Linked DNA regions of Mus musculus: all the other regions are linked to region 5. The links are chromatin loops, found by intact Hi-C in ENCODE. Cell type or tissue: heart. All regions are shown on one strand. Each heading gives the region's core, and the rest is flanking DNA. Links, peaks and the distances in the headings are about the cores only. Region 1 has its middle 18 kb from the start of Gm39264. Region 2 has its middle 19 kb from the start of Gm51556. Region 3 has its middle 46 kb from the start of Gm32968. Region 4 holds the start of Cibar2 (CBY1 interacting BAR domain containing 2). Region 5 holds the start of Gse1 (genetic suppressor element 1, coiled-coil protein).

Evidence for each region. Peaks named below come from ENCODE experiments on the same cell type or tissue, not always from the same donor. Only the 100,000 strongest peaks of a DNase experiment are listed, where the experiment ranks them.
Region 1: a loop joins it to region 5, with 7 times the contacts of the local background. A loop is called at or near these places in 2 of 42 quality-filtered maps.
Region 2: it touches region 5 in a loop (2.4-fold over the local background); 13 of 42 quality-filtered maps call a loop at or near these places.
Region 3: a loop joins it to region 5, with 5 times the contacts of the local background. A loop is called at or near these places in 4 of 42 quality-filtered maps.
Region 4: a loop joins it to region 5, with 6 times the contacts of the local background. A loop is called at or near these places in 3 of 42 quality-filtered maps.

The regions. Positions count from the first base shown.
Region 1 is chr8:120,360,400-120,366,617 of GRCm38, forward strand. It overlaps a transcript of Gse1 not described here. Among named protein-coding and RNA genes, the nearest start is that of Gm39264, 18 kb to the left of the region's middle. In heart, for the core only: CTCF peaks have their summits at 3,255 (motif pointing left) and 4,190 (motif pointing right); DNase peaks (open chromatin) are centred at 1,092, 3,532, 4,002 and 5,038; H3K27ac peaks cover 4,252 bases.
Region 2 is chr8:120,468,035-120,474,252 of GRCm38, forward strand. It overlaps a transcript of Gse1 not described here. Among named protein-coding and RNA genes, the nearest start is that of Gm51556, 19 kb to the right of the region's middle. In heart, for the core only: a CTCF peak has its summit at 3,304 (motif pointing right); a DNase peak (open chromatin) is centred at 3,340; H3K4me3 peaks cover 930 bases; H3K27ac peaks cover 2,558 bases.
Region 3 is chr8:120,278,901-120,285,118 of GRCm38, forward strand. It overlaps a transcript of Gse1 not described here. Among named protein-coding and RNA genes, the nearest start is that of Gm32968, 46 kb to the right of the region's middle. In heart, for the core only: a CTCF peak has its summit at 2,749 (motif pointing right); DNase peaks (open chromatin) are centred at 708, 1,731, 2,759 and 3,767; H3K4me3 peaks cover 517 bases; H3K27ac peaks cover 3,185 bases.
Region 4 is chr8:120,176,007-120,182,224 of GRCm38, forward strand. Cibar2 (CBY1 interacting BAR domain containing 2) reads right to left here and starts at 1,463. Exons shown (of 9, transcript NM_001033980.2): 1 at 1,308-1,463. The coding sequence starts at 1,327. In heart, for the core only: a CTCF peak has its summit at 3,157; DNase peaks (open chromatin) are centred at 1,385, 3,235 and 3,722; H3K4me3 peaks cover 1,786 bases; H3K27ac peaks cover 2,366 bases; H3K27me3 peaks cover 791 bases.
Region 5 is chr8:120,532,212-120,538,429 of GRCm38, forward strand. It overlaps Gse1 (genetic suppressor element 1, coiled-coil protein), which reads left to right and starts at 5,198. Exons shown (of 16, transcript NM_001145896.1): 1 at 5,198-5,351. The coding sequence starts at 5,345. 1700016A09Rik (RIKEN cDNA 1700016A09 gene) reads right to left here and starts at 5,515. Exons shown (of 1, transcript NR_151732.1): 1 at 4,681-5,515. In heart, for the core only: no CTCF peak of the experiment used is centred there; DNase peaks (open chromatin) are centred at 2,970, 3,880, 4,310, 5,150 and 2 weaker places; H3K4me3 peaks cover 3,505 bases; H3K27ac peaks cover 4,695 bases.

The DNA of each region.
Region 1 (6,218 bases), core at 678-5,677, 170 kb before region 5:
TGGGGGACACTCCTTGCCTGGCCCCCTCCATACCTTCCAGGTGCAGGCAGGGTCTGAGGTTCCTCAGAGCTTCTCCCTGCTTCTGCTGCTTATTTGTCTGTCTGTCTGTCTTCCTATCTCCCACCTTCTTCCCAGAGCCCTCTGAGAACAGCACTGTTCCAGGCCTTCTTTGTGCCATCTTCCTAACTCAAGACTGGCCCTGTATCTTTTTTGTCCCTGAGGGGTGGGAGTGACTCTGGGTTCAGGGGCATCTCCTGAGATCACAGGTTCTGAGAAACAGGTTCCTTGGGCTGAGCTGCAGCCATGGAGAGGGTTTCTGGGTGCTGGGGCTGTGTCTAGTAGGGATGCTCCTTCCAACTGCCCTTCCCACCCCATCCCCCCTTTTCTTCCTGTCATGTGTTAAATAAGCTGCGTGCTGTGCAGCCAGGATATGAGCATTTTCACACGCGTGGATCTGGGCTTGTTGGACTAAGACCTGGCTCTACTGAGCTTCTGGTATAAGCCGGATGTCGTCTCATGCTTTGGTTTCCTCATCTGTGGCACAAGGATGCTGCCTGACCTGCCTTAGTTAAGCTTTCTATCCCTGTGATAAAACCCTTGAGATGGGGCTGGGGGCTTACAGATCCAGTAACAATCCATTGAAGGAAGCCAAGACTGGAACCTGAAGGCAGGATGTGAAGGAGAGGCCGTGGCGGGACACTGTTTACTGATTTGCTCCGCGTGGCTTTCTTAGAGAATCCAGAACCACTTACGTAGGGGTGGTGCCGCCCACAGTGGGCTGGACCCTTCCATATCAATCATCAATCAAGAAGATGCCCCACAGACTTGCCCACGGGCCATCTGATGGAGGGAGCTATCTCAGTTCCCCTTCCTAGACAACTGGAACTTGTATCAGGCTGACCAAAAATTTAACTAGCACACTGACCAGAAGACAAGAGGCGGCCTTGTCTGACCTACAGCATGACTCCAGCACACAGAAGGAGGGCTCTACTTATCACCAGCAATCCCGCCTCTTTTCCTCTTCTTTGTCAGAATAATGGGCTCTGGCTGAGGCTGCCTCTGTCACCAGGAAGGCAGAGAAGGATACTCAGCTGGCAGACGGCCCATAGCGGCATGTGGAGAGCTGAGCGTGGTGACACCAGGCACAGACAGGTTCTGCCAATGGTTGGGGAGCCACAGCTGCTCCAGGGTTGCAGAGAGGGATGCTGCTCCCTACACGTCGCCCCCCCCCCCAGTACCCTCCTCTGCAGTAGGACCTCCCGGGCACCTGCCATACACCTCACTATACCTTCCACTCCCTTGGGTGCTACCAGTGGAGCTGGGATCCAATGCCTGGCTCCCACTCGCAGTGATTTTTATCTTCTTGGGCACATCTCATAATGCTGGAAACATGGCTTGCAAGTCAGGGCAGGAAGTCTAGAGGCCTCTGAAGGTACAGGCAGTAAAGAGGCCTTTTACCCAGAGAGAGAAGGCCTGGAGTCCCTCTGGGCACAGTGGGGCTCACGGGCAGAGACCAGCCGACCCTCCCTCTTTCTCCTTTCCCCTTACTGTTTTAGTGGACATTTTATTCTGACAGAGGGTCTGCCCATGGTGCCCAGGTTAGCTTGGAACTCTCCATCCTCCTGCCTTAGTCTCTGGAGAGCTAAGACAGCAGGCATGGAGCACCATGCTCAGCTGGGCCTGCATTCCAATCAGCACATTGGTGCTGGCTGAGGACTTTGGGAAACGCTGCCATCTTGTCAGTGTTCCTAGCACCAATGTCTGATGCTCCCTGCTGTGCCCTCTTCCTCTCTTTAAAAATTGTTTTGTTGTTTTCAGTAAGGGGCGGGGTGGGGGTGGGGTATCTCATGCCGAAGTCCAAGCTGGTCTTGAACTCATGGCTCTGCTGCGGCAGTCTCCTAGTGCTGAGACATAGGCCCATGTCCTTATCCCTGGCAGATCTGTCTTCCGTGTATGATGGCTCCCACCCACTGGGATGTACTGTCTTTTCTACACTTCCTTGGCTGGTGTGTGGCCGTGTGGCCTGCCACCAGTTTCAATTTTCATAAAACAAAGAGGAAAGGGTATTCAGTGTGGGGCAGTGGGGAATGGTAACCCAAGGGTTGGCTCAGACCTAGTGTCTTCCTGATGGCTTGTGATCAGGGGAGATTTCTGTGCCTGCTGTGCTGTGACCCAGAAGTGCCACCGCCAACTGGAACTTCTACCCCAGGAGGTTGGAGATAGACATTTTCAATGACAAAGATAGATTAAGGGGGTTGGGTTGGAGTGGGCTCAGGGCTTGGGTTGGAGTGGAGTGGGCTCAGGGCTTGGGTTGGAGCGGGCTCATGAAGAAGCTGAGTGTGTTGGCTCACACATGTGACCCCTGAATTGGAGAAGGGGAGAAAGGATATGACCCCCTGAGGCTTGCGGGCCACCCAGCCTAGCTCAGTGAGTGAGTCCCTGTCTTCAAAAACAGGATAACGACTGAAGACATCTGACATCAGAGTCTGACCTACACAGACGTGTGTACCTGCCCCTCCCTGAGTCTCCACACAAGCACGTAAACACACACAAAGACTATGCTCGGAGCCACTGAAGTGACTTTTGTGGGCCCTGTGGGTGAAGAGTCATGGGGCCCTAGGGAGACAATGTTATAACTAGCCTGGCCCACCCTCCTGAAGGCCACATATGTGTGACACTTTCCCTGTGTCCTCGGGGGCTTATTCCGTTCAGCTTTTAGTAGTTGCTCACGGGGTTGTAGCCTCTCTCTTCAGCTTCATTCCCATCTGGAAATGTTGTTCCTTCCAATTTGTGGGTCTCTTACCTCCGTGTGTGTGTGTGTGTGTGTGTGTGTGTGTGTGTCTGTGTGTGTCTGTGTGATGCTGGCTGGCCTAGGCGGGCGGGGTGGGGTGTGGGGGACTCGCAAGCTTTCACTGGGTGAATGGGAGCTGGGGTCTGTGCGGCAGTGGATGGAGGAAATTAGAGCCCAGGTATGTGCATCCAAGTGGCTTCTTATCCAACTCTAGAGCCTTCCTTCTCTCCTCAGGGCATGGTCCAGTCAGCACATGTTTTGTACAGGAGCTCTGAGGGTTGAGTGAATTTATTTCAAACACCTGGTGAGGGAGCTATAAGAAGAGCTGCAGAGATGGCCAAGTGTTGAAGGGCACTGGCTGCTCTTCTTGCAAAGGGCCAGGGTTCAAATCCCAGCACCCACATTTAGATAGTGTCCAGCCTCAAGTCACTCCAGCCCAGGGAACCTGGCGCCCTCTCCTGGCTTTCAGAGGGACTGCACAAAGGTGGTGCACTTCCACACAGGCAAAACACTCTCGCCTAAGAAATAAAAACAAACAAATCTTACAAGCAAAACAAAACCAGAAGAAGCAATGCCTTTAGGAAACAGAGGACCCAGCCTTGGTCATGGCTCGGCCAAGGGCACTCAAGGTCACAGCTGAGCTTGTGCCCTGGAGGATGTTCCTGGGAGCAAACACTTGTGTGAGTCTGGGAACGGCCTTCTTCCCGTCACACCGGTTTCCTGTGGTTGCTGTCACATGTCACCTGGAACTTAGTGGCTCCAAACGTGCCTCTTCCTTTTAGGTTAGAGGTCAGAGCTCTCGGCTGGGTTCCAGGCTAAGGCCTCACAGGCTGCTTCCTCCTTAGTGTGTAAGATCTGCCTCGCGCTTGCCCCAGCTTCTGAAAGCCTCAGCTGTCCTTGGCCTGTGGCCCCTTCCTCGTGTTTCTCCTTTCTCTCCCATTGTACCCCTCCCCAGCTGGAATAACCCTGAGACCCCAACACACCCAACTGGCTTATCTAACCTCTCCTTCTGCCTAGGGTTTAATGTCCCAGCTACAGCCACAAGAGGTCCACTTTGCCCTGTGAGGTGGCTCTTTGTTCACAGCTGCAGGAGGAGGTGGTGTCTCATAGAGCCTGCTGGTTGGCGGTCCGTTCCAGTCAGCCTGACTGGGCTGACTATGTCTTTGGTACGGGGTCCCTAGTGTCAGTGAAAGGGGCGGAGTGGACAGGAAGTGTGTCTCTATTCAGGCAGTTGCAGGACAGTGGGGTCACTCCAGAACTCAGGGGTGTGGTGGGCCAGCCTTGTAAGCTGCTGAGTAAGGACAGCCTGCATTTGGACCCCCAAATTCCCCTCTCTTTGCTGAGCAGGTCAGGGGTCAGGATGGTTTCCTGCCCCTCCCGGACAGAAGCTGTGGATGTAGTTTGTCACTGGCCCAGAAGGGGGCGCAACCCAGCAGAGCCAGAAACAGAAGCCTGGAGTGGGTGGGGTTAGCCCCAGGAACCAGGTTCTGCCCCTTCCCCTCCCCTGGGTACCTTGGAGACAGCAGGCAGATCACCCTGGTCCCCACCTCCAAATGCATCCAGAACATAGATCTGCCTAGAACTTTCCCCTGGAACCCCCAAACACTGCCAAAGCTGAGGGCACCTGGAGTGCTCTCTTTCCCCCAAATGCATCAAGATGGACACCAAGAAGAGCAAGCCACAGGGGAAGCACCATGTGACTGGGGACTTTAGAGAGAAGGGAATTCAGAATGGAGACCCTACCAGCTGAATAGGGCAGAGAAGAAGTTCTCTGGGGAGAGACCCGAGACCCTTGACTCAGAAATGCTGGAGCCTCCTGTCCCTCCTCCCTCCCAGTGGCCTGTGTCCCTTGCATCTACAACCCCCACCCCCAAGCAAAGAGCACTGACTAGGCTCTGAAACCCACAGCCCACCTCAGCCTCTGAGAGCCCACCACTTGCCTGGCCTTCTGTGCCGTGGAGCCTCCTCTTGTGGAGCCTCTTCTCCTTTCTCGTCTGAGCCTCCTCCTCCTCCTCCCTGTGTCCCACGCATACGCACATCCTTTCCCAGCACCCCAGCCTTGACTGTGTCTCTTTGACCTTTGACCTTTGTGTTGACCCCCCTTGTGGTGCCAAATTCCTACAGGAATGAGGGCTGTCAGGGTGACCCCTCTGTGTCTTAGGGCATAGCCTTCCTCCTCTGTGCACAAAATGTCTTGGTCAGCTGAGCCTGCCAGGAGAACACGAGGCAGAGAAATCAGGACTATAGGGAAATAGCTGTCACCTCCGAGGGCCTGGTCCCCACAGAAGCCATAGTGGCAGTGCCAGGCAGGACGCTGGGGAGCAGGAGGAAGCCTGCCTTGCCTTGCTGGGCTGAAGCTTGTACGCAGCTCCGAGTGTGGACCTAGCTCATAAAGGAGCTTAGTAGGGTTGAGAGAGGTGGATGGAGAGGCAGAGAGAAGGGAGCCTCTCACCGGTGGGTCCTTCCGCCCCTCCCATAAGTGAGTCCACTATTGTCCCCACAGGCAGCCAGACCAGGCTGGGCCAGTCACTTCTCATTGACCAGAGGAGCCCACGAGTGAGTGGGCCCAGAGTGAGCCCCAGGGAAAGCCTGCACCAGCTTAGAGGAAGGAGTGTGGGTCTTGGGACTGGTGCCCAGACATCAAGGCTTGTAGACGGATGTGGGGGTGACAGAGGGCTGAGCCCTGACTCAGGGTGGCAGTGTCTTAGCTCAAGGACACTGAGATGCATTTGGGGTATAAGTGTTGGCCCAAGAGGCAGTACTTTGGGGTCCCAGATCCAGCCTAGCTGACTGAACGGTGTGGTGGGATATTGAGCCAACCCCTCCTACAGCTTGTCCCAAGGCACGAGCCTCCACACCCTGTGCACTGTGGAACAGAGGCTGACCCGGAGCTGACCCCGGCACCAAGCCTGCCCTCGGGCTCATCTGTGTGCTCCCAGCTCTGAGGCCACTGAGTCCTACATTCCCAGAGCATACCTAGCCTGGGACAGCCTAGGTGAAGAGCCAGTGCTGACCCATTTCCAGGCCACCCTCTGGTCAGGAAGCAAGAAGTAAAAGGCAGGGATGGGAGCGGCGGTCAAGAGTGGAGCCGTGTGGGCCTGGGCTACAGAGCCCCCAGAGGGTCAGAGGCATGCTCAGGGCCCAGGTGTCCCATGCAGGTGACTCTGAGGTTCTAGTCCTCCCAGTCCCATGTCAGATACAAGTGACATCTGACATTTCCTTTAGCACAGGCAGCATCATCAGTGAAGGCTGCATGGAACCCAGGCTAGGGGCCAGTCCTAGGTGTGACCTTCTTTTCCCTGGTAAGACGTACAGTTTACAGATAATGAAGGGGACACACGATGTCTTACAGGGCTGTCTGAGGTAGTAAGGGACTAGTCCCTGAGAGTAGTCAGGAGGATTGGGTCTCACTGGGGCGGGGTGGCAG
Region 2 (6,218 bases), core at 595-5,594, 64 kb before region 5:
CATGATCTGAGGCTGCCTAGGGCTATGGGGGACAGTCAGTCCCAGACCTGTCTTCCTCCTTCATTGACCCTTGGTCCTGGTACATGATGGGTCGGCAGACTTCCTCGGGGTGGGATACCAGCTAGAGTCACACACAGAGCCCAGAGTTCAGGTTTCCATCCCAGGTACTTGCATGTTTCACGAGAGCAAGGTGAGCCATGTCTATACTGTGTATATTGTTCTCAAGATGTCTTGATTGACATCTTGTCTTCATACTTGTTTGCTGGCCCTAGTCAAGCTACTGAACCTCTCTGGTCAGCAGTTTCGTCCTCGGAAGCAGCTGTAGCAATAGTCTTTCCTTAAACGTTAGTACCTGTACCCAGACCTACCGGTGTGAAGGTGGTCTTGGTTGGTCTATCCATGGCCAAGCCTGAGTCCAGCTCAAACCTCCTGCCTACATCCTGGATGCCTCTAGGGGGAGGGATGGGCTGAATTGACCTGACCCAAGGAGCAATTATGGATGCCCCTCTTAGTGTTCCTGATATCGTAGCTCCAGGACAATAGCACCAGGCTGAGCTGTATCAAGTATACAGATGATACTTGGGCCTCGGTTTCCCTCCATAGCCTGCAGGCTCTCAACAGCCAATGCTCCAGTTCTGACAATCTCCCTGTTCCCCCTTGTGCCCAGCACCCTATGAAAAGCCTTCCTGGCACCAGCTGCATTGACCACATGCTAGCTCTGAGACCCAGACACAAGCCTGGATCCTCATCCCATCTGTCAGATGAAGGATAAGGTTTACAGAGGGACACGGGGGACCCAGGCTTGACCCCAGCCTTTGGCGGTTGCAGATGAGGCAAGAGGGGGTGGCAACACACTGACATCAAGTAGCCAGGACCCCTGGAGTCAGGGTGCAGGGTCCTGAGGTCAGAGGTTTGCAGACAGAGGCTGGGAGCAGGAAGATGGGACAGTACAGAAGCAGCAGGGGACAACACAGGAAGGGGGTTCCATGAGAAGCTGTTGACAAAGCACTTTCATCTGGGCAAGATGAAGGAGCCTGTCTCCTGCTGATCTCCAAGGACAGACAGGTTAAGAGGACTATCATCTCCTTCTAGAAACCAGAAATGGTAGTTAGATTTTTTTAAGATTTAAAAATTTAAATATATATATATATATATATATATATATGTATGTATGTATGTATGTATATGTATATATGTGTATATATATGTATATATGAATATATGTGCATGTGTGTATATATACTTATATGTGTGTGTATATATACATGTATATATGTGTGTGTATGTGTGTATATATACATACACACATAAGAGCACAGTGCTCACAGAGGCCAGAAGAGGTTGTGAGTCTCTGGAGCAGGAGTTACAGGTGGACATGAGCTGCCATGTGAATGCTGTGAACTGACTTCTGACCCTCTTGCTAGAGCAGTACAGGCTCTTAACCACTGATCCATCTCAGCAGCCTCCGGCAATTAGCTTTTAACCTGCTTTGCCATTAACTGGGAAAGGCCATCCTTTGTTGCTGGGGGTTGTTGATGTCCTAAGAATTCCACTGGGCCAGGTTTTTTTGTTTTTTTTTTTTTTCAGGGTAAATTAAGACTTATCAGTGTGCAATCAGCTCATCTGTTATAGTAGCCGCAGTGTGGATGGTAAATTAAGTTCAGAGTAGAGGTGCCAGAATGGAGTTATAGAAATGCTACCCAAGGGGTAGGATTTGGGGACCCTCCCTCCCTGCCTCCATGGATCTCCTGTGGCATCCAGGTGGTCCAGAGGAGGGGCCGGTTCAGTGGCAGGAGAATTCAGATATGCCTGGAAGTTTGGTGGGCAGTGCCTGCTGCTCTCCTTGCCTGTTCCGGGGACGGCTCACCCGTGTGCGCACCCTCTGAGCAGATAATAAGTTATGAAGACAGATGGATGGTGTACCATCATGTATGAGCAACCTGCCTAGAGCTGCCACTGGACCAGAGCAGCCGGTGTCAGGTCCAGGATGAGGGTCACAGGCCCAGAGATAGCACCAGCCTACAAAGGAGGCAGTGGTCGCTTACTAGGGTGTGAATGCCTTCTGCAGGGGACGGGGTACTACTCCCTCTGAGGAGAGTTGTTAGCTATAAAGCCCACGCACATGACATCTAAAGGAGAGTCACATCAGCTGCCCACAAAGATGAACCCAGAGGCCAGCGAGATGGCTCACCAGGGACAGTGGCTTGCTGCCAAGCCCTGAGGACCTGGGTTGGATCTCCAGAACTCACATCATGGAAAGAGAGAACTGCCACTTTTTCAACGTGTAGTCTGACTGCCACACGGTGCACCGCGCGCCATACACTCTCACATGTGCTCCCCGCTCCCCACCCCACCCCCAATACTGAGTAAATATGATAAAGAATGAAAATGGGAAATGGTTGTGCATGAGGGAGGACGTGTATGGGGCGCGTGTTGGGAGAGGAGGGTCACTGCAGCTGGAAATGAAGGGAATAGAGAAATGTTGCTTCGAGTGGGTTCTCATCATGGTCTCTACGGATAGATTAGTTTGCCTGTGAGGTGTGTGGAGGAAGCAGGCATCCAGGAAGAGGGGTGGTTGGGGGAAGGAAATGGAGGGTGGGAGGAGGGGGAGCACAGGTGAGAGGTGCTGAGGCAGAGGAAGGGCTGGGAGAGTGCTAAAGAGATGGGCAGGGCTTGGCAGTGGTGGCGCAAGCCTTAAATCCCAGCACTTGGGAGGCAGAGGCAGGCAGATTTCCGAATTCGAGGCCAGCCTGGTCTACAAAGTGAGTTCCAGGACAGCCAGGACTGCGCAGAGAAACCCTGTCTCGAAAAACAAAAACAAAAACAAAAAGAGATGGGCAGGGGTGAAGAGCTTATAAGACCTTATAAATTGCAAGCTGTGGAGGCCAGGCAAAGTGCCCTTCCAGGCTGTACAGAGACATCGGTCCTGCCCTGGGGGACACACAGAGAGACAGGAGAGTGGGGTGATGTGAAGGCTAAGGATGGGGGTGAAGGGGGTTTCGAGGGAGAGCTGTTGTTCCTTTGTGATGGTGACTGTGATGGCCACTAGGGTGATGGGATGTCCTGTTGTGGATGGCCGTCCCATCTAGGTATCGTGTTGTTATCTGAACCCCTGAGGTTGTACACATGGGGATGAGTGAGGTGCCACAGGCAGAGGAAGAGTCAGTACAAAGGCCTTGGGACAGGGGGCCTGCAGGTGGAAGAGAGGAACACTGTGAGAACTAACCTGTCACTCACTCAATGACAACCATTAAGAGTCAGGTACCAGCAGGCTTCCTGGGGCTGCTGTACTGAGACCGCCTGCAGGGGGCGTGGGTGGCAGGAGGAGGCCGTGGCCGGGCATCAGAGAAGCAGGCCCTAGGACTCAGGCTCGGCCTGGAAAGGCTTTTGAGGGAGCCCAGCCGGCTGTGGAGTGCGGGCTGGTGTGAATGAATGGGACTCAGCCAACAGAGGGAAGGGGGTGGGGGTGGGGGTCCCTGGAAAGCAAAGAGGGCCTGTGTGTGGTGAGGGCCACCAGGGCAGCTGAGAAGCAGGTAGGCCCCACAGCTGGGACAGGTGGGGACCTCACTGGCCCAGCTGTGGTCAGCAGCTGTGTTTTCCTTGGCGTCAGCACAGGGTCTTATTTTGTAAGAATTGTACTAATATTTTAAAAGCCTGGTCCTTTTTATGCCCCATTCCCTCCCAACAAGCCACACGCTTAAACCTGAATTCCTACCTTCCCACAGAAGTGCTGGTCACCCTGGTGGAAATAGTATGGCAGCCAAGTGACCCACTACCTGGAGACAGCTAGCATCCCAGGTCACCTAGGAGTCACTGGCCCTTCTGGCTTCCTGCTCCTGTGTTGCTAAGCATGGCTTCCTATTCCTAGGTGGTGCAGAGGAGCTGGGTGGGGGTTGGGGAGCTGTTTGTGATTAGATCTGTGATGTGCGGGGAGGGGGGGGGATTGTGAGCTGGGCAAGGAGTGGAGACAGGACAAGGTGTCTAGAGCATGCTTTAGGCTGGAGAGGAAACCAACTGGCTACCAGGCACGCCTCTGTCCCTTGGAGCAGAGCTACTGATGTTCTATGGGATGCCCAGTGGCTGAGTTATCAGATACAATCAGTTCAACCCCTGCCTGCCGGCCTTCTCAGCCCAGCCTGCATGCACAACCTGCCTGCATGTACTCAGCCCCCACCCCACCCCGCCCTGATTGGAACGCACACTCAAAGTTGGAAATGAGAGGGCTGTCTGGAAGCCCACATTGGCAGTGCCGGCGCTCCCGTCACCCCCTGGCTCCCTGATTTCCAGCTCAGCCATCTGCCCTGGCTCCTTGAAGCCCGTGGAACCGTTTAAAAGGCTCCTAGCGATATTGATCAATCTCTAAAATGGATTATCCTGCCTGCCTCACAGCCTGCCTGGGTGCCCTGGGTAAGATCAGAAAGGAATTATGAGAACCGGAGGCCACGGGAGCAAGGGCGCGAATGGATCTGCTCCAGAGAGGCTGTCTTATCGGAGCCCTGGTGCACACACCATCTGCGGTGGAGGGGCTTTGGGAATGTCGGAAAGAGGCCATCGCAGGAGGATTTGTAGCTGAGCCCAGAGCGGTGGAGAGGGCCATTTTTCCTCTGAGCTTTTTCCCTGAGGAAGTCAAGCCTTTTCAGAAACCCTACCAGCAGCCAGTGATGGGCAGATACACCCCTGTGTATCTGCCCCCTCCTCCACTACCCAGGACTGCAGCCCACACTGAGGACCCCAAACACAGGTGTGCTCAGTGAAATCTGAGACTCAACTGGGTAGTCTCTTTCTGCAGCCTCTGAAAGCAACCAGATATCATTGGAGGGGGGGGGGGTTAGATCCAACATGGAGGGAATACTCACATCCAAGAGTGGCTCCCTTTTCTGTTTTGTTTTGTTGGTTTCGTTGTTGTTGTTGTTTGTTTGTTTGTTTGTTTGTTTGTTTGTTTGTGACAGGGTTTCTCCCTGGAGCCCTGGCTCTCTGGAACTCTATGTAGACCAGACGGGCCTTGAACTCACAGAGATCCACCTGCCTCTACCTCCCAAGTTTTGGAATTACAGGAGTGTACCACAGCCTCCTGGAGTTTTGTTGTTTTTTGAGACAGGGTCTCTACATAGCCTTCGTTGCCCTGGGACTCCCTAGGTAGATAAAGTTGGCTCCAAATTCACAGAGATCTGCTTTCTTCTGCCTCCCCAGTTCTGGGACTGAAGGAGTCTGCCACCATGCCTGGCTGAGTGGGGAAGGATCCAACTCTGAGTACAGGTACTCTTCCCTGCGGCCTCAGCTCAGCCAAAGGCTTATCCTGGTTCACCCCATGCTTTCCCTGCCCTGTAGGGCATAATGCACCCTGTGTCTTGGGGTTGTCTCTTCCCTCCATGCCTGGAGGAGCCCAAGCTACCACTGGCTAGGCATGCTTACCTCCCGCTCCTAGGGTAACTATGCAGGCTATCTCCACCACGTTTGTCTACTCAGCCTGTCTAGGTGTGGCCCCTGTGGACAACCTCAGGGTGGTTGACTGCTGTTGGGAAAGGGATGCCGGGAAGCCATGGTAGAAGAGTCAGTACTCACACAGGGAGCAAGTCGGACCATCATTAGCCTCTGTGCGTACCTGGGAGGTACAAAACCCCGACCTTTGAGAACGCCGCCGCCGATCATGCTTCCGTAGCCAATCCAGGAAGACCACTCCGTCTGCCAGCGTGATGTTCATGGTCGCAACCAAGAATTCTGGGCTGGAAGAGCAGGAGGCAGAGCGGGGAAGTCTCGAACCTGGGTAAAGGGCACAAGGATATCCTTATTGGGCAGCAGTTGGTCCTCTCTTGTGGTAGGCCCTCACGTCTGTGGGAGCATGTGCGCAAGGGACCTGAGAGACCCCACGACGGATGTGGCATCAAGTACGTGTGCGGTGGGGGAGGGGAGCCAGGAAGGCGCCTTCCTAGAGGGTCTTGTCAGTTGGCAGGTGCTCCAGCCTGGCCTCTGCTAATGGACTGAATTGGGTGGCTCTGTATTTCAGAGCCCAGGGATGGCTCCCGTGGCCTCTCAGACAATGCTCTGTGACCTTGGCCCCCAGCCAGCCTCTGTGGTCTCTTCTACACCTCATGTCTCCTGGCCTGCCCTGAATATCTTTTGTATGGTTATGTTTATTTGGCCAAAGGACTTAGAGTCTGAGGAAACAGGGGGGTTGGGGGGGGGCTCCCTTGTACTCCCTTAAGATAGACCGGATGGCC
Region 3 (6,218 bases), core at 532-5,531, 250 kb before region 5:
CCAGGGATCCGTTTGTCTCTTCCTCCTCAGCGATGAAATTACAAGCATAAGCTACTGCTCCCGGCCACTTACTGGAGTCTAGAGATTGAACTTGGGTCCTCATGTTGGCGTAGTAAATACTTAAATGATACAACTATTTCTTTGCCCCTGCAGCTGACTTCTCCAAGCCTTTGGTGGCTGTGGTGGCTGTGGTGGCTGTATGTGTATGTGGAGAACACGCCACACGCTGCCTCTTGGGAACCCACTCTGGGAGCCCCACAATGCATGGAAGACAGAGAATTCCTCTAGGAGTTCCTGGAGCAGGCAACATATCCCTGTCTGTATGGTTCGCATGAACTGTCACATCGCTGGTGTGACAGGCCTGGCCTGTGCCTGCACTTTCTTGTCCAGCCTGAGGAAAGTTATGTCTTCTCTGTACTCACTGGCTGTACCGGAGACCCAGCCACACTGCTCGGAACTCTGTGTATATAAACTAGGGGCCTGCCATGTAAGCCTTCCCCAGCTCTGCCTATGCCTCAGCCTCAGCCTCACACACTGGGGCCAAGAAAGTTCCAGGTTTCACAGGGCTTGCATCTCAGAGTGAGTTGGCCTGAGGCTCTAACGTGAGCTAGACTGGGTAATGACACACATTCTGGAGCCTTCCTGACACCTGTGGATGGAGGTGACAACAGGTGTCATGTGGCCAAGCAGTGCAGTGTCCAGGGCTGGAGTGTGGAACCTGGCTGGCTGCCAGATGATGATGTCATTGTTCCTACTGTGCTGCGTTGAGTATCTCTGGGGTCAGATGGTCCTTACATACATATGTCAACTTAGTTTAAAAGTCATGTGTCAAGCCGGGCGTGGTGGCGCACGCCTTTAATCCCAGCACTCGGGAGGCAGAGGCAGGTGGATTTCTGAGTTCGAGGCCAGCCTGGTCTACAAAGTGAGTTCCAGGACAGCCAGGGCTATGCAGAGAAACCCTGTCTTGAAAAACCAAAAAAAAAAAAAAAAAGTCATGTGTCCTAGCCGGGTGTGGTGGCGCATGCCTTTAATCCCAGCACTTGGGAGGCAGAAGCAGGCGGATTTCTGAGTTCGAGGCCAGCCTGGTCCAGGACAGCCAGGGCTATACAGAGAAATCCTGTCTCGAAGAAGAAGAAGAAGAAAAAAAAAAGTCATGTGTCCTAGGGAAGAGACCAATGTAAAGATGCTAAGATGCTTTATAGAGACCGAACCTGTGCGAGGACAGAAATGTCATTGAGTATGACCAGTCGGTGGAATGTGTCATCTCTGGGTACAGTGGGCCAGCAGTAGTGTCTCCATTCTGGCTGCTCCTTACTCTAGGATTCTGATGGCTGGGTGGGAGTGACCTCAGGTGCATACACCTCCTGTTGCTGCGCTGACGGGCACCCTCACCCTGAGAGCCTACTGGCAAATACACGTGGCTGTCTTTCACTTCAGGGAGCGTCCAGAGGTGCTGCTGGGCTGGAGTCACGGTGTGGGCAGGGCTGGGATCCAGAACATGGGCTCTCGTTCCCCCTTTTAGGCTTCAGAGACTACCTACCCGTGAGGGAGGTCATGGAAGGGCAGCAGGGACCTCACAGATGCAGTGTTCCTGTGTGACCCCGTGGAGAGCCTTGCTTATGGTCACGTGGCACCCAAGGTGCTCCCATTGGCCCCAGTGCAGCAAGCAGAGCTGGGATGGGAAACGTGGCTGACACGTGGCTGATGCACGTCTCTGCAGGCATGGGGCACACACACAGGTGTGAGGCACACAGCAGGTGGGAGCAACTCAGAGAGTGGCTCCCATCATCCTAGGACGGTGAGCTCCACTGGGTGGTTATTTATACTGTGGGGCTTCGTAAAACCCAGAGCCTCAGCACCCAACCTCCCAGGAGTCTTTGGTCTGAGAGAAAACATTGTACTGCTGAGGACTGTCTTGATCGCTCGCTAGCTCCAGAAGCAAGGGTGGCTGGCGGGCAGGGGCTGGCTTTATCCTGGCTAGGCCTGTCCATCATCAGCTGGAGCTGGGGGGTGGGGGAAGCAGGTGCTGGACAGATCGGGGTCTCTGGGCAGTGTGGTCCTGGTTTGGCCACATCTGCTGCAGGAAGCAGGGGAGGAGGGCCACACTGTCCAGCCTGCAGACAAGGGGCAGGCACTTGCAGGGTTACATTGTGGTAACCTGAGCCATGGGGTCACAGCTCTGTCTCTACGTGGGTCTTGCGGCCAGTTCCTAATTTTGCAAAGGATGGTCACAAAAGGCAGTCTCCTCTGAAGTGGCTGTCTCTTCCTACCTGGGCTCCTACACTGTCACATGACCCTGCTTCTGTATTTATCTCCTCCTCTTTATCACTGGAATCTGTCACCATCAAGAGCTTTATGTGCCGATCAAGGGCAGACCTGCGAGGGTCTGCAGGGGTCGCTGAGGCCCAGCCAGCATCATTCGAGGCACGGAGCTCTTCCTGCCGGGGGCATATGTGTCCTGCATCACCCTGACTCTGCGCAGCTGCAGTGTGTGTCTGGTGCACACAGACTTTCCACGCTGATGCTGGCTGTCCTGCATCCAGACAGGCAGGGATCTGAGAAAGCCTCACTTTGTTTATGGCCTTTGAATGTTGGGGTCCTATCACTTCACTTCTTCAAGCTGTTTCATGCTCTTTATCTGTGAAAGAGCCTAACTTGACCCAGACTGAGGACCTTCTCGAGACAGCAGAAGCTAACCCTAGGTGGAGTGGGGGAGTACCTCGAGCTAGTCTATGCCATGCTGCAGTTCCAGATATGGGCTCCAGGTGGCATCAAAACCCAACTCTGGGCCTCTAGAGGGACTGCGTGTATATAAAGCTGGTGTGTGTGTGAGAAATGTCACTGTAGGCTAGGATTCTGTGTGCAAGAGGACAAGTGTGTGAGTTGCAAGGAGCTTGAAGTATGCCCATGTCAGCTTCCCATTTCTCTGGGAACATGAAGGCATGAGGTACCACGGAGAACCATTGCAGGACATTCCAGCTGCAGGGATTCTACATATGCATTACATACATACACACACACACACACACACACACACGTACATACACACTGACACACATACACTCTTATACACAGACATATACATACACACATACACTTACACATATAAACACTAAAACACATATACACAAAGACACACATACATTCATTCACACACGTTCACACACAAAGACTCACATACATATACATGCATATACACAAAGACAATCATACACAGATATACATACACATACATATACTCACACAGACACACACACACACACAAAGACACACATATATATATATATATAACATACACAAAGACACATATACACAGATATACATACACACACATATACTCACATAGACACACACACACATAAAGACACATACATACATATACACAGATATACATCATATACACATATACTCACACAGACACACACACATAAAGACACACATACATGTATACACACAAAGACATACAATACATACTCTGACACACATATGCTCACACAGACATATACACACATATATACGCACGTGCACACATGCACACACACAGAGGCATTCTCTGGGAGATATGATCCACAGATACACAGGAGCAAGCCACAATTTATATCCTGGTCACCTAATTACTCCCAGCCGTGGAGGAGGGAGCTGTGGAGGCTTTGCAGGGCTTGGGGCCTGATATCCCCAAATCCCAGCGGGGCTGGGGGCTGGGGGCGGGGGGACTCCGGCGCCAGGCTGCTCCACCCCTGTCCTCCTTAGAGGCCCCAGATTCCAAGGAGCCTGGAGGGATGGCAGACATCCAGGGGTGCTGGGCTCACAAGCCTGTGAACAGGAAACTTTCTGGGAGCAACCTGGGTCTGAGGCCATCTCATAATACCCTGGCCAGAGCTGAAGAGGGCAGAGCTCACAGGCCCAGCTCCTACTGCACAGGGCTGCTTTGTCTCTAACTGATAGCCTGGGGGAGCTAACCAAGTGGTTGCTACCGTCCTCTCTGACTGACATATCCCATCCCAGGCCTGTTACCTCCCATCTCTGGCCCTTTGAGTTTCTACTTCCCACTGCCTAGAGTGCTGTTCCACTGTTCCCAGGGCTGCCACCAAGGCACCGGTGACCACTGTGGGCTGCTGTTGTCCTTTGTCTCTGACGACAAGAGTCCCCTGTGCTAAAGTCAGCACTGTGCACCCTACGTCTGTCTAAAGTGTGGGAAGCGTGCTGGGGCACATTTGTTCAAATGGACAGACAGATGGACATTGGACAGATGGCAGTGGCACCTGGGTGAGTGGAGAAGGGGAGGCTGCTGTTTCCAGTGGGCACAGGAGGAGCTGAGACTGAGTGAGCTGGTACCTGAGGCCTGTCTTGGGACCTAGGGCTTCCTTCTGCCTCTCTGCCCCTCTGCCCCTCTGCCCCTCTGCCCCTCTGCCTCTGCCTGTCTGCTTTTCTCTCTGCCTCTCTTTAACTGCCTTTCTGCCTCTCTCTCTCTGCCTCTCTCTCTCTCTCTCTCTGCCTGCCTCTGCTCCTCTGCCTCTCTCTCTCTGCCTCTGGCTCTTTCTCTGCCTCTCTGCTCTCTCTCTCTGCCTCTCTTCCTCTCTTTCTGCCTCTCTTCCTCTCTGCCTCTGCCCCTCTGCCTCTCTCTCTCTTCTTTGCCTCTCTGCCTCTTTGCCTCTCTCTTTCTCTGCCCCACGCTGCTCCCCTCTACCTCTCTCTCTCTCTCTGTCTCCTTTGCCTCTCTTTCTCTGCCCCCTCTCTCTCTGCCCCCCTCTGCCTCTCTCTGTCTCTCTCTCTGTCTCTCTCTCTCTCTCTCTGCCTCTCTGCCTCCCCCCCAACTTGGCTCAGGTACCCATACCCTGAACTAAACTACCAGCCAAGGACCTGCATGTACTGGGGTTCAGAAGTGTGGGACTGATTGTGGGTCTCCAGCTCGTGGCCTCAGAGCCCTGCCTATGCCTCTCTCCTTGTTCGCCTTGATCTTGGAGGAGGCTCAGGCATGATGGAGCTGATCCATAGTCTCCGATGGAGACACCCAGACCAGAGCTGTGTGGCAGGTGGCTGTGCACCCAGAGAGGCTCTGTCTGCAGGCTTCTCCAGGGGAGCCTCTCCTCTCACTAGCAGCAGAGACGAAACACCAGCCTGTAGGGTTGTGGGTGAGCATAGCGTCGGAGGCCTGGTGTGGAGCCCTGCAGCTCTCCCTAGCTGAGACCTGGGCTGAGCATAGCTCATCTCCTAAGGAAGCAAGGCAGGAAGGCCTGGACTCTGAGCCTCTGCTGCTGCTGCTCTCCCTCCTCCTCTTCGTCCATCTCCCACCTCTATTCCCCCTCTTCTCCCCTCCCATTTATCTACCCTCCGACTCTATCTCCTCCCATCTCCCCTATTTCCCCATCTCCACCCCCACCCCACCCCCGTCTCTCTGTCTCACCCTCTCCGTGTCTCCTACATCTTTAATGTTTCTGTCTCACTGTCTCCAGATCACCGTTAGCCTCCCTAGCTGTCTCTCTCTGTCTCTTTCTCTCCTCTTCCCTCCTTCCCGCTTCTCCTCCGAGCTCCCGCCTCCCTCTCCGAGCAGCTGTTCCTAATAGACTGTTAATGACAGTACAGTGGGTGGAAGGCAGCATCCTGGGGGAGCCGCCATGATCTGTGTAATTGGTCTCAAAGGAGACAGAAGTGTCTAATATTTACACACCAGCATTAGTCCTTCGGGAACCTCATCTTGGCTGGAACCTTACAGGGAATGCTCCAATGCCATGTCCCATCACCCCATCCCTTGCTCTGAAGGGCTTTAGTTAAGGACCCAGCTTCTCTCTTTGGGTGCAGCATCATTGTCAGGAGTGGTTTGATCTGGTGGCCAGCTGCACAGTGTCCCTTCCAGTTAGAGCCATCGAGGGTATTTGCAGGAGACCCCAAGGAGAGAGTCTGAAGGAGCCAGCTCCCTGGTGAGGTCTGGGTGTCTGAATGCTGCCATGCCCTCTGCCCTCCTCTGCCCATGCAGAGTCAATATAGCCCTTGTTTTGCTTAGCTAGCAGGAGGCACAACTGGGAGATACTGTCTTCCTCAGGCTGTAGGCTAGCTGCCTCCTCGTCGCCAGTGGCTGGCTATACCATACCAAGAGGGACAGAACTGTGTTCATGGCCCCAAGTCTCCCTCCCACAACCTGATCATTTCTCTGGGTGCCAGGGGCTGTAAGCGCCAAAGAACTCCCAGGCATGGAAAGGGTGGGGCCAGAGAGAGGCGGG
Region 4 (6,218 bases), core at 729-5,728, 360 kb before region 5:
ATTGTGGGGCTCTGAGACAGAAGGATGCCTGAGTTTTTATCTGCCAGCCCAGCTCCTGATTCAGTGAGAGATCCTGTCTCAATAAATAAGCAAGAGCAATCGAGGGGACACCCAGTGTCTTCCTCTGTCCTCTGCACAGTGTGCACAGTGTTAGAGACACACACATACATAATTAATTTATACTCATAATTAAATTTATACTTAATTTATACTCCCTTCCCAGTGTCTTGCATCTTGCAGTCCATTTGGTACCAAGGATGCTCTGATAGGGAGTTGTGGACAGCTGTGATGGCTGTCACTGGATGCTACACGATGCCATCCGACCCCATCAAGCTCCCTGCGGAGTACTTGGGCTCTCTATCACCCTTACTCCTCTGCCTGGTCCCTTCTCCCTCCCACCAGCCCTGGGCTCCTCCACAGAGCTCTTTGCAGACCACTGACCACCGCATGCCACACGCTTGCCTTCTCTGACACACCTCCAGGGCTCATGCCGCCTCCCACACCCCGCATCCTGCCCACAGCCAGCGTTAGTGACAACCTGTGTGCTCAGTCTTCATAAGGGTACAGGAGGCTCCTGAGGCGTCCTGTCACAGTCCCCTCCCCTCAGCCCCAGGTCTTTCCTGTCCCTTGCTGCCCTCCCTTCTCTAGAACCCAAGCCCCTCTTGTGGCCTCTAGTGGTGGCCACTTGGCAGACCCCATAAGGAGCACTGTCTCACGCCTGCTAATGAGCTTCAACTTTGTAGTTTGCAAATGCTCCGCTCACACTTCCCTAGAAGAGGTTGCTATTGACATTTTTTTTTTAATCAAGTAAACAAAAGCCCAGAGATGCAAAGCATCCCGCCCAAGGGCATACAGCAGGCCAGACTCCAGGATGGCTGTCACTCATACACAGTTAGACAGGCAAGCAGGCCCCGTGGGTAAGGCTGGAAGCCAGCTTTTAAAGAGCATTCTGGGTGCATCCAGGACACTGGAAGTCTGAGTCCTAGGGAGACTCAAAGGCAATCAGGGAGGGCAGGTGACAGGGAGTCTGGGGCCATTAGAGGGAGCAGTGTCAAGGTCTGGGGCCTGGGTTTTTGGAGGGGTTCCTAGGGGGCAAGCAAAAGCAGGGAACAGACCAGAGAGTGGCTACACTTGCTCTTCACGCAGCACAGGTGAGGCCGACAGATCGCATTCTGGTAACCTCTATGCTTCAAGCCCTCCCTCCACTTTGAGAAGGGATGGCAGGGGGCTCACCTGCCCTCCTCCCCGATGTGGCAGAACGTGAGGATCCCACCTGCATACCCCTCCCAGCAGCGCAGGCTGCTCACCTGGAGAGGACGACGTTCATTGTGGACAGAGAGAGGCACCTGCTGCCAGGATCTTGGGGAGGATAAGGACAGGGCCCCAGGGGTCCCCTAGTCAGAGAGAAGGCAGCTAGTACTGGGCCCAGCTGTGTGGTCTGGCTAAGCTCAAGGGACTCTGCTGCCTGGTTGCCAGGCAACGGGCCATCCCCAGGCAAGCCCTGGGAGGAGCCCAGCTGGTTGCTGGGCAACCAGGGCCTCCCCTGCGGGGTGAGGAGGGCCAGCTTTGCCTTGGGGCTTAACCACTCTCTGAAATGAATTGGAAGTGGGACACAGAACCTCCACATGCCTTTGAATATGGTGTTCTTGGGGGTTCAAAGTGCTTGTAACCACCAGGAACGGACAGGGAGATCCCCGAAGGGAGCTTGCCTGGGACTTCACCCTGGACCCTGCTGTGTAGAGTCTCCTCCACCCTCAAGGCAGAAGGCCCGGTGGGCGGGGCGTGGGAGCCAGTGTCACTGAGGGTGGGGGGAGTAGACGGTAAAGGGAAGCGGAGAAGGTGAACCAAAGGAGTGCGGGGGGGGGGGGTGCGGGGGGACAGGCAGCAGCTCAGAGGAGTGCCTAGCGAATCAGGCAGTCCTGGGCTTCCCAGAGTATGCGACTCCCACTGTTAGACTTGGGGAAGGTGACTCCAGCGTCAGAGCACTAACACGTTGAGAGGTCTGCGGGTCACAGCCCCCGCCCCGCCCCGCCCGCCCCGCCCCGCCCCACTCGCCCCGCCCCACTCCCCTTTTCACTTAAGGTGCAAAGCAGGCCTGGTGGTGGAGGCAGAGAACCCAAGGCAAGATATTGATAGTTCCACGGGACGCCTGTCACACTGGGTCGTTTTTTTGTGTGCGTCCCAGCTCCATCATGCTGGGATTTGTTTTAAACACTTAGTAAGGCAGAAACATTACGGTCAGCTGCTTCAGATTCAAACCCCACGCCTCAGCTCTGCTGTGTGGCCTGAAAGCAAAGCCCTGGTCTCTCTAGTCTCCTAGACAATCGCCCAATAGGAACTGGAGCCCCTGCGGCAGGGATGAGGAGATAGGTGGGCTGGGCACTGGGAGCCGGGTCCCCTGTCCAGCGAGCCCTCAGAGCACACCTGAGTGCTGGGTCTCTGTGGCACATGTGTTATGCTCCCCTTTTGGGGGGCAGGGACAGGTTTCCCCAGACAACACAAATCTCTGTGTGTCCTTTACGGTACTGTGCCCTCTGTTTAGGGGCAGCCATGGCCCTGAACTCCTACCGGGGCTGTGCCAGTCCTGTGATTTTTCTCTCTGAATGATGCTCTGTGTCTCCTGGTCCGTAATCCCTCCCTTCTGAGGTGTTAGCTGAATTGAAAAGTGTCTCCCCAAAGTACATGTCCACCCTGGGTCTCAGAGCATCGCCTTACTGGAAACGGGGTCTCAGCAGACAGGCTGAGCAGATGAGTCACTCCGGCATGGGAGATGGGGCTCATTCAGAGGCTGCTGTTCCAATCTGCAGAGAATCCGCCTCCTGTACCCATTGACGGACTGTGGCTTTTCTGTCTGTGGGTGAGGGATGCCAATGCCCCAAGAATATGGCCAGCTTCTGGAATGCAGAGGTGACTGAATCCCACCTCTGATAGCCAGTGGTGGACGACTACATCCCTGCCTCAGTCTGTCTGGGGTCTTCTCTATCTTAAGGAATCGGTTTCCTCCAGACCCCAGCTATTCCAGTTAATCAGCTTCGTCCCTGTCTGCCCTGTACTATAGCCTGTGACCACCAGAGGGCGACAGAGACCACACTCCAGTCCTCCTGCTTAGGGTGGCGGGATTGCAGAGGGGACACAGGAGACTGGAGACACAGGTATGGCATAGGTGTGGAGGACAGACTGTGCGAGGTCTCGTCATTGGCTCTCTTGGAATCCTTGGAAACCTTATGAATTTGAAAAAATGAAAACTGTCTCGGGCTATGCAGAACTAAGACATGGGGGTCAGAGTGGAGGTTGGCCGACTGGAGAGTCACCAACCCGCATTGTCCAGGGTGGCCACTGGAGGGCGCATATTCTCTGTCCTTGTCTGGTTCTCTGTAGTCCCTTTCCTGTCTTTCTCTGTGTCTCCGTGTTTCTCCTTGTTTCTCTGTCTTTATCTGTGTCTGTCTCTGCCTCTCTCTGTCTCCCTCTGTCTCTCTCTCTGTCACTGTCTGTCTGTCTGTCTGTCTGTCTGTCTGTCTGTCTGTCACTCTCTCTCCCTTCTCACAATAGATGCACATCTTGCTGAGCCATGTGGGTCAGGTACACATAGCATGAGGCCCAGCTTATATCTCAGGAAGGCAAGGACACACATCCTGGTCACTCCCCACCCAAGAAAGGAGCCCAGCTACCATCTGGCATTCGCCATGCTCACAGTCATGTGTGTTACATGGGATCCTGTCATATCTGTAGGAAGTTTTCCCTCCAGTCCCGGGGGCATGTCACATGGCAGTCCAGGTGTCCCCCTCTTGCTCCTGGGTCCCTGTGGTATCTGTGAGGCAGTCTCTGGCAGCTACGTTCTTAAACAACTAGGAAAAAAGAGGGGGAAAACTCAAGTTGAAAACCCAATGCCAACTCCCAGCCGTGGTCCACAAGCAGAAAACCCAGGACGACTCTGAGCAGAACCTGAGGGCTCAAGTGCCTCTCAGTTAGGCTTTGGCCTTGGGTGTGCTGTGTGACCTGGGCAGTCACTGTCCCTCTCTGGGAAGCTCTGTGAGGCTCTGGAGTAGGAGCAATGGTCTGGGAGCTGGCCCTGGAGATACGGGTTATAAGAGGTCACCTCCCCTACCACCATCTTTTTACTGATCCACAGATTCCTAAAGCCTGCATATTGTGCCTGCTACATGACCTCTTGCCCTCTGTCAGGTGATCTTGCTGTCACACTCACCTCCTATTAAGAAGGATTTAAATAGACAGGTCAAGAGAAACCAGGCTGGACTGGAGAGATGGCTCAGTGGTTAAGAGCACTGTCTGCTCTTCCAGAGTTCCTGAGTTCAATTCTCAGCAACCACATGGTGGCTCACAACCATCTGTAATGAGATCTGGTGCCCTCTTCTGGCATAGAGACAGGCAGGATGCTGTATACATTTTTTATATATATATAAAAAATATATATATATATGAGAGAGAGGCAGAGAGACAGAGAGACAGAGAGACACCAGGCTGTGTGATGTACACACTTGCCATCTGGATCCTTGTGAATGACGGCTGAATACTGGTCCATCCCAGACCATATGCTCGGATGTGATCTGTCACTGGAGGAATATAAACTAAGTGCCTACTGTGTGCACAGCCATCAATCACCAGGCACTTGGGCCATGTCTGTGAAAGAACAACAGACACGTGGCACTGTGTTCCCTCCGAGAACATTCTGTCTGGGAAAGCAGGAGGAGAGGCCAGCAGGCAAGATGCTCCAAACAGTTACACTGGCTTCAATCTTTCTCCAGAGGCGCCATAAAGGGGGAAGGTCTCCATGGCAACTCCCTGATCATATGCTGAGACCAATTTCTCAGAATGAGGTCAGAGGGCCAGAGCCACGACTGTATACACTGCCCAGTGTCGGGGCATTCCTCCACAGCCAGGGGCAGGGCAGGAAAGAGGTGGGATATACAGAACTTCCCACACAGGAGGCCCTACTGTGTGAGCTCACAGTGTCTTCCCTGGTGCTGGTATGTGTTAGACAGGGTCTTCCTCTGTAGCCCAGGCTGACCCTGGAGCCTGAGATCCTCTTGCCTCAGTTTCCAAGTGCTGCATGGAAGCACGCCAGGCTCTTGCTTGGTCCAGGTTGGCCCCGTGGCTCTCCCCTGCTGGCAGGGGGTGGTGACTGTGGGGCTTTCTCAGGTTTGCCAGGCTGATCTCGACCTCACTATGTAGCTAAGGATGACCTGGAACCTCTGATCTTCTCACCTTTAAATATACAACGACAGGCTGTGTGCAATGTGTAAATATGACCCGTGGCTCAGAAGTAGAACTCGCTCTCATGGGACACACAGAAGCCTGGGGTTCTGTCATTGTCCAGTGGCGAAACAAACAGGGGCCCCACTTGGTACCACACAAAATCAGCACCCTTCTGTGAGTCCCAGAACTGAGCAGGGGAAAGCCTCTACCCAGGGTGTAGCTGAAAGCTGGCCATAACTATTGGGCAAGCAAGCCACCATAGTTCTGGGATGACAGAGCATCCACGAGGTCAAGGCTGAAGCTCACAAGGATACATGGCAACCTCCGAGTCTATCCTGGAGCTCAGTTGCCACCTGCTCACTTGAGGACCTCACAGCCAAACTGCTTGGTCTTAATCCCAGCTCTGGAGCTAATGAGATGGCTCAGTGGACAGAGGAGCTTGCAGCCAAGCACAGTGACCTGAGCTCTGATCTGTAGCCCTAACCAATATGGAAGGAGAGAACCAACTCCCACAAGTTATCTTCTGTGGTGTGTATGCAACCCAACACACATACAATGAATAAATGTAATTTAAAAAATTAAATTCCAGATCTATTGCCTCACAACTGGAGACTGTGGCCAGCACTGTCTATGGGCCTCAGTTTTGTCATCTGTGAAATGGGACTGATCAGATGCCACTCTTCCCTCAGAGAAATGGACAGTGCACGGCACTCAGATAGGCCTGGGGACAGCCCCTGCTCTGTCCATGACACTGCATGGTGGCATCTTTGATCCCTCTCCCTGTGTCCCAAAGCTGGAGCTGGAGTGTAGCCAGCTTGGGCAGGAAACGTGGGACAGTGCCCAAGACAAGGTCCACTGACTCAGGTGGCTGCTGCAGAGGCTACTGTCCAAGCCACCTGTTCTGAGGGAACAAAGTGTGACCTCCCTGAGGCCTGGCTACACAGGGAACATCTCCCATCCTGTGGCTTTAGACATGTTTATCCTTTGAACTGCAAATGCCCTGT
Region 5 (6,218 bases), core at 637-5,636:
TCTGAGGCTTGGACTGTGGACAGCTGTAGGGCTCTCCCCAGGAATTCACAAGCCAAGAACTTGGACCTGAGCAGGGCCAGGCCACTGAGAGCAGTTGGTGACAGAAATGTAGTGCCAGCAGTCTCAAACCACCTCCTGGGAGTCTCTGTCCTCTGGAAGGAGGGTCCAAGCAACCCCCTTCCACCCCTTCCTCCCCTGCCAGGCCCTGGCCCAGCCATATAAAGTTTAAAGGTTTTAAATGCAAATATTTCTCTTTTATAGATGCCAGCTGTCTCCAGAGAGTGCGATTTCTCCTTGCTCAACTTCATGGTCCAATTAGCCTCTCATATCTGAGTCCTAGAGAGCTGGGGGGGGGGGGGTGGCTGGGCTCTGAGCCGGTGGCTTAGTAAGCTGTTGTCAGGGGTGGCTTGCGGTAGACTGGGTGGAGGGGGTGCTTTGTAGGGGGAGGGGCCTTGAGCCAGCAAGGATAGGAAGCTGCTCCCAGCTGTCTGCTCGGGCGGGGTGGGCGGGGCGGGGCGGGGTGGGGAGAAGGTTAGGGGCTGGGTCACTGGGTGGAGGGGCTGGCCAGGGTTAGGTACAGATTTTGAGGCTCCGGGTGGAGATGCAGGAACAGGGGCAGTTGGTGGCCAGGACATTCTTCTCCTGTTTAGAAACATAAAGGCAGGCAGCCTGCGCACACTGGCTCCCTTCTTCTCCCCTCAAGTGCCCTCTTCCCGCCCGCCTTCCAGCCGTGGGCCACGGCGTCCCCATTCACCGGGGCTCGGAGGCGCTCACAAAGCGAGGCAATTAGAATTGAAAATCTATGCAAAACAGCTGTTAACTGGTTGTAAAAGAGTGCAGCTGTGTGCGGGGCGCGGGTGGGAGCCGGCGCTGAAAGCGCAGGAAGTGGCGCCGAGGCCCAGGGTTAAGAGGAAAACTCCCCAATGGGCCGAGGGGATCCGCCAGGTCTTAGCCCCTTCCTGCTGCCTGGGTGACCTCAGTCCCCAACAGCCAGCCGTCAGACCCGCATGTTAGATGGAAAGGAGTCCACTTTAGAAGGTCACCGGCTGCCTTCCGTTCCCCGCTGTCCCGCATCATGTCCTGGGTCAGCAAGCCTGAGTTACAGGCAGTTAGAGCCTGCTTGCCAGCCCCCCAGCCCTGGGCAGTCACTGCTGTGAGACAAGGGTCTCCCCCCCCCCCCCCAGAACAGGGTGTCATTCCCATACACCCTAGAACAGTTTAGTCAGGGTAAATGCGCCTTCCCAGGCCCACTTTTGTCTGAACCGGTAAGACCAGCCTGGAAAGGTGAGTTCCAGAGGCAGAGATGGGAAAGCCTTCTAAGAGCATAGATCTGAGCAGGGTTTTGAAGGATGGCTGCTGATGTGGAAGAGGGAAGAGAAAGAAAGTGGAGCCGGGTTTGAGGGCTTGCCAGCTGCTGTGGAGAGCCTGGCTCAGGTGGTCAGGATGGATGGAGTCTGGGCAGACCCTCTTTCTCTGCTTCTCAGCCCCCCTTCCACCAGGGTGGTTTTCTGGGTACCAAGAGTTCATCCAGAGACTTAGCAAAAGCAAAAATGCTAGAAACCCAAGGCCAGTGGCGCCCCCCCCCCCTTCTGCAGGGTTTCCTACTGCTGCAGAGGAAGAGCCTGAACTCAGAGACACCACCTCCCTGCCTGGATAACTAGGGTAACAAACTCCGCTGAAGGTCTCCTAGTTGGGGGTGTGTGGGGGGTGTGGATTGTCGGAATACTGCCAGGTGTAAGTAAGCAACCGTAGGTCAGGCTTGTGTTCCAGTTTCAGAACCTTGAGGCAGGTTCATTGACACTTGGAAGTGGTGCTCACCACCTGCCTGGCCAGACCTGGAGGGCACTGGATGACAAGAGCCCAGCAAGTCTTTGCTGGGAAAGTTTCTTTGTGATGGCTAAGTCTGGTCCATGCTGCAGTCTAGGGCTCCAGTGTATGGAGGTGCAGCTGCCGGGGGACAAAGCAGTCGCCTCTGGTGAGGGCAGCGGACTGGTCAAAACTGGAAACCACATCATCTTATGTCTTCCTGCCCAGCCCCAGGAGGAAAAGACTGGGAGGCACTTGACCTCCAGGGCTCACTTCAGACGGGGTTCAGGTGGGAACACGACCTTGGTGAAGGAGGCTCTAAGCCTGCAGCCTGCTCTCTCACCTCCCTAACTCTGGCTGCCTCACATGCCCGCCTGTGGGCCTCTGGTATCTGCCCTGTGGCCTTTCTGAGCTGTGGCTCTGTAATTTTCAGTTTTGTTTCTGGGGAGGGCCCGGGCGGTGGGGGGGGGGACTTGATGTGTGTCCAGTGGATGCTGCCCATACCTGTCCTGGTTCTGGCAGACCCTGCAGGTCCAGAAACCCCTCCTGCCTGGGGTTTTGAGTTCATCGGTTTCTGAGGTCCAGGGCTTTTACAGAGGAAACCAGGCTTAGCTGGGCTGGGCTGAGGGAAATCCTGCTTCCTATTCTAGGTGGCCCAGCGTGGCAGAACCCTAGCAAGGAAAGTTGGGTGCTCCTGTGTCCTAGACGGGCAAGCATCCTGAGCTAAGAGGTTCTGCTCACCTTCCAGGACCGTCCCTAGCACTTGATGTTTCAAATCCTCTTTCAGCCAACTTCCCTAAACAAATGGAACTGAGGGAAAGGACCCAGAGAGCAAAGGCTTGTATAGCTTGCTGGTGGGGTGGGAGCCAGCAGCTGCGAGGAGGAGGGGGAGGAGAAAAAGGAGGAGGGGGCGGCAACTAGAGGGAGGTTAGCTTTTAGCCTCGGAGTCGGGAATTAGCAGTCCATCCATACAGGGTACATCTCGTTAACAAGGGGCCAGCCACATGGCGGCTAGAGAGCAATTCCCACCCTTAAACTCAAAGGCCCTGCTCAGGATTACTGATTTCCTGGGGCAGGGTGTAGGGACAGTGAGGACCATCCATCTCCTGGTGACTGCCAGCCTTTTCTGGCCTGAGTGCACATAGCTGGCTCACTGCTGTCCCCCTGTGGCCATCGTGGGTGTCTGTCACCCTCTTGCTACCTTGGACAGTCTGGGGCTGGATGGAGACCAGACTCCTGGTTTGAGAAGCTGGGGGAGGATGCCTGGCTCACCTGCAGGCTTGCAACCTTGACTACTTTCTGGGCAGGTACCTCATTTGAAACCCCGGTTGGGGGTACGGTTTCAGCGGAGCTGCCTTGTATTGGGGTGGGGTGGGGGAGAGCAGCCAGCTTCTTAAAAAAAAAAAAAAAAGCAAAACAGGTGGTAGCTCATAGTGGTCACCCACAAATTTATAGGATGGCCTGCCTAGTTCTCACCAAACAGGTGACTGAACTTGGCCTTCTAGATACCCTAGGGAGAAAGGTGCGACAAGATTTGGAGGAAGAGCCTGGTGTTGTTACCTGGGGAACCTGGCCCGCAGGCAGCGCGGCCAGGTGCGAGCTGCTCATTTACATGTTGTCCCCTCCCCACCCCCCCAAGCCAGTAATCCAGGTGGGAAAGGGGTTGGACCAGCCCGGGAGGTTTTTCATTTTGTTTTTACGGCTCGAGGCCAGTTGTTTCTCCTGACACCTCCCTGTCCCCCCTCCCCCCTCCCGCGTGCGATTCCCGACGGGTAAAGGCGCCTCTCCCCGCCCCCACTCCTGGGGAGCCCGGCGCATCCTCCTGGTCTCCAGCGTCGTAAACTTGCGGAGGCCACGCTGCCCCGGGCGACGCGAACTAACGCGTGGACCAAAGGCCGCGCAGCGCGTGTGTGGGGCCAGGGACCCGGTGGCCGCAGGTAGGAGCAGCAACTCCGCCCTCCCTCGCCCGCCCGTTTCCCTTGTCGTTTGTGGTCGGCCAGGGGCTTGTGCAAGACTGGCCCGGCGTGCGCCCCCGCCCCGCGGCATCGGCGGCTTCTGCTGGCGCGGGCCCCGAGCGCTGCCCGCCGCCGGCGTCATCGGGAACAGATGGACGGGGGGTGCTGGCGCCCGCGCTCGCTCCCGGCGCTGTCCCGGCTGGCGCGGGAGGGAGGAAGGCGGGGGAGGCAGCGCGCGCCTGCGGAGCACTGCGCGGGCATGTCCCGGGGCAGGTTTGGGGCTGGCACCGCGGTGGAAAGTTGAGACCCGCAGCGGCGCTGAGGTTCCCCCCCCAACCCCCCCGGTGCGGTGGCCTCCGGGCTTGAAAGTCTGAAAGTGGAGGATCATTAAGAGAGCTGTGTAGAAAGGCCGGGCGGGGGAGACCCCGGGACCTCGCGACGACCTTGCCACCTCGATGGCTGCTCTCTGCGCGCTGGGTCCGGCCGAGGGTCCCCGGCTGCCTGGCTCGCGCTGTAACCTCGCGCTTCCCGGGTGGCGGGAAGGGGGTGTTTCTAGGGATCGGTCGCGTTGTGGGCGGGGACGCTGGGGCCCACAGTCCCTCTCCGCGCCGCCTGTGGGTGCCGAGGAATTTCAGGACGCTCCCTGAGTCATCCCCGTGAAGTGCCTGGGTGAGGTAGGGTGGGTGGGGGTGCCAAGAGTGGGAAGGCGGTGCGCTGGGGCCGGTGGCGCGGTGGGTTGTGCCAGTTTCTGGAGGCGGCGGCCTCGCCTCTGACCGCAACCCCAGCTACTTAATGATGCCCCTGGCGCAGCGGCGCCTCCGTGGACTTCTCGAACATGGGCTCTTTAAAGAACTAGAGCCCCCGCCGTTTGGCCTTCTCAAAAATTCCTTAAAGCGAGATGGAGACTTTGCAAAACTTTGGGACAGAGGCTCGTGGCCCGAGCTCTTAACATTAAGTCCTTTAAAGTTGTGGTAATAGATCAGGCATCTTGGAGATCGAGAGAGGCCAACGGCCTATATTGTGTGGTCCCCTCCACTCAGCACAAGGAAAGGCCTATCCCTCCCCTCTCTTAGTGGGTGGCCAGGTGCCAGGCACTGTTCCAGGCGCTTGGGGAGGCGGCTATGAGGCTCGGATATGGCAGGCGTGTTGTAAGCCACTCCTCCCTACTCTTGGAGATGAGTGGCCCGCGAGGCCTCTGAGAGATCCCCCTGGACTGTCCGGACAGCCAGGGTCGCCAGGAGCGCGGGGGGCGGCACCTACCCGGCGGGTTGTGACCGCGCTGGGTGCTCCGGGCGGTCTGTCGGTGCGCGCGCGTGCGCTTGCGGCTGAAACCCGACACCTCCCGCCGGCTGAGGTCAGGGCGCCGGGAGCGAGCCGGGGCCGGGGAGTGGGCGGCGTTGCGCTTGGGTGTGTCCTCAGCGGCGACAGCAGCAGGTGTTTCTTGGCCCAGGCCCCGGAAGCTCCACCTCCCCGAGCGGCGGAGCCGCCGCCGCACAGCCCCGGGTGAGATAAGCAGTTCAGACAAACCCGGGCGACGGTGGCTCCGGCATGTGTCAGGAGCGGTGGAGCAGCGGGGCCCTGGCATGAAAGGTGAGCGCGCGGGTGGGGGATGGTGGCGGGGGTTCCCTCGTTCTTCCTCTCCCCAAGTTTGTGGGCTCGGGAGGGGCGCCAACGGCCGGTGCCAGGTCCCGCGGGTGTGAGGGACGAGAAGCGCGGGGCGCGCGGCCGACCTGAAGCCACACTCGCGGCTGCGCGCGCGCGCGCTGGGCTCAGCCGGCTCTGCTGCCGCGGAAGTGCGCGGGGAAGTGCGCGGGGGCGGCTCCGGGGCTCGGGGTTGTAGCAAAACTTTGGATGGGGCGGGGGCGCCCAGGCAGGTGGTTGGATGGGGGGGGGGGTGCTTTACCTGGGGTGGCAGTCCAAGGGGCCTCCGAACCCCCCGCCCAGCCCTTCCCGCTCCGCCTGGATGCGCCTCCCCGCCCCCCGCGGCCGCGCTGACGGCGAGTGGCCCGCCCGAGTGGAGCCGATTCAATTATATTGCAGCACCAGAGACACCTCGTCGCCCGCCGCCTCTCCGGCAGGCTAATTAAATTCCCTTCTTGGAGGCGGAGCGGGAGCTGGGCTGCCCTCCCCGCTGCCCGCCTCTCCGAGCGCCGGGAGGTGGCGGGGGCCGAATAGGACTGCGAGGAGCAGGCTTGGGGCCGCAGGTCTGGGCATCGGAGCCGGGAGCGAGCAAGGGGCGCCCCCGCGCACCTGCCACCCGTGGTGGGGGTGCCAGCTCGAGTTGGGTCGGTTTGGTGCAAACCAGCCTTTGTCTTCCATGCATTTAAAGCACTCTAAACCCTTACTAGACCCCTGCGGTGCCTTATCTGTCGCGGTTGGGGCCCACACAGGTTGGGGTTTGAAAACAAGCGAGACCACCAAATGGAAGGGGGGAAAAAAACAAACCAAAATACAAGA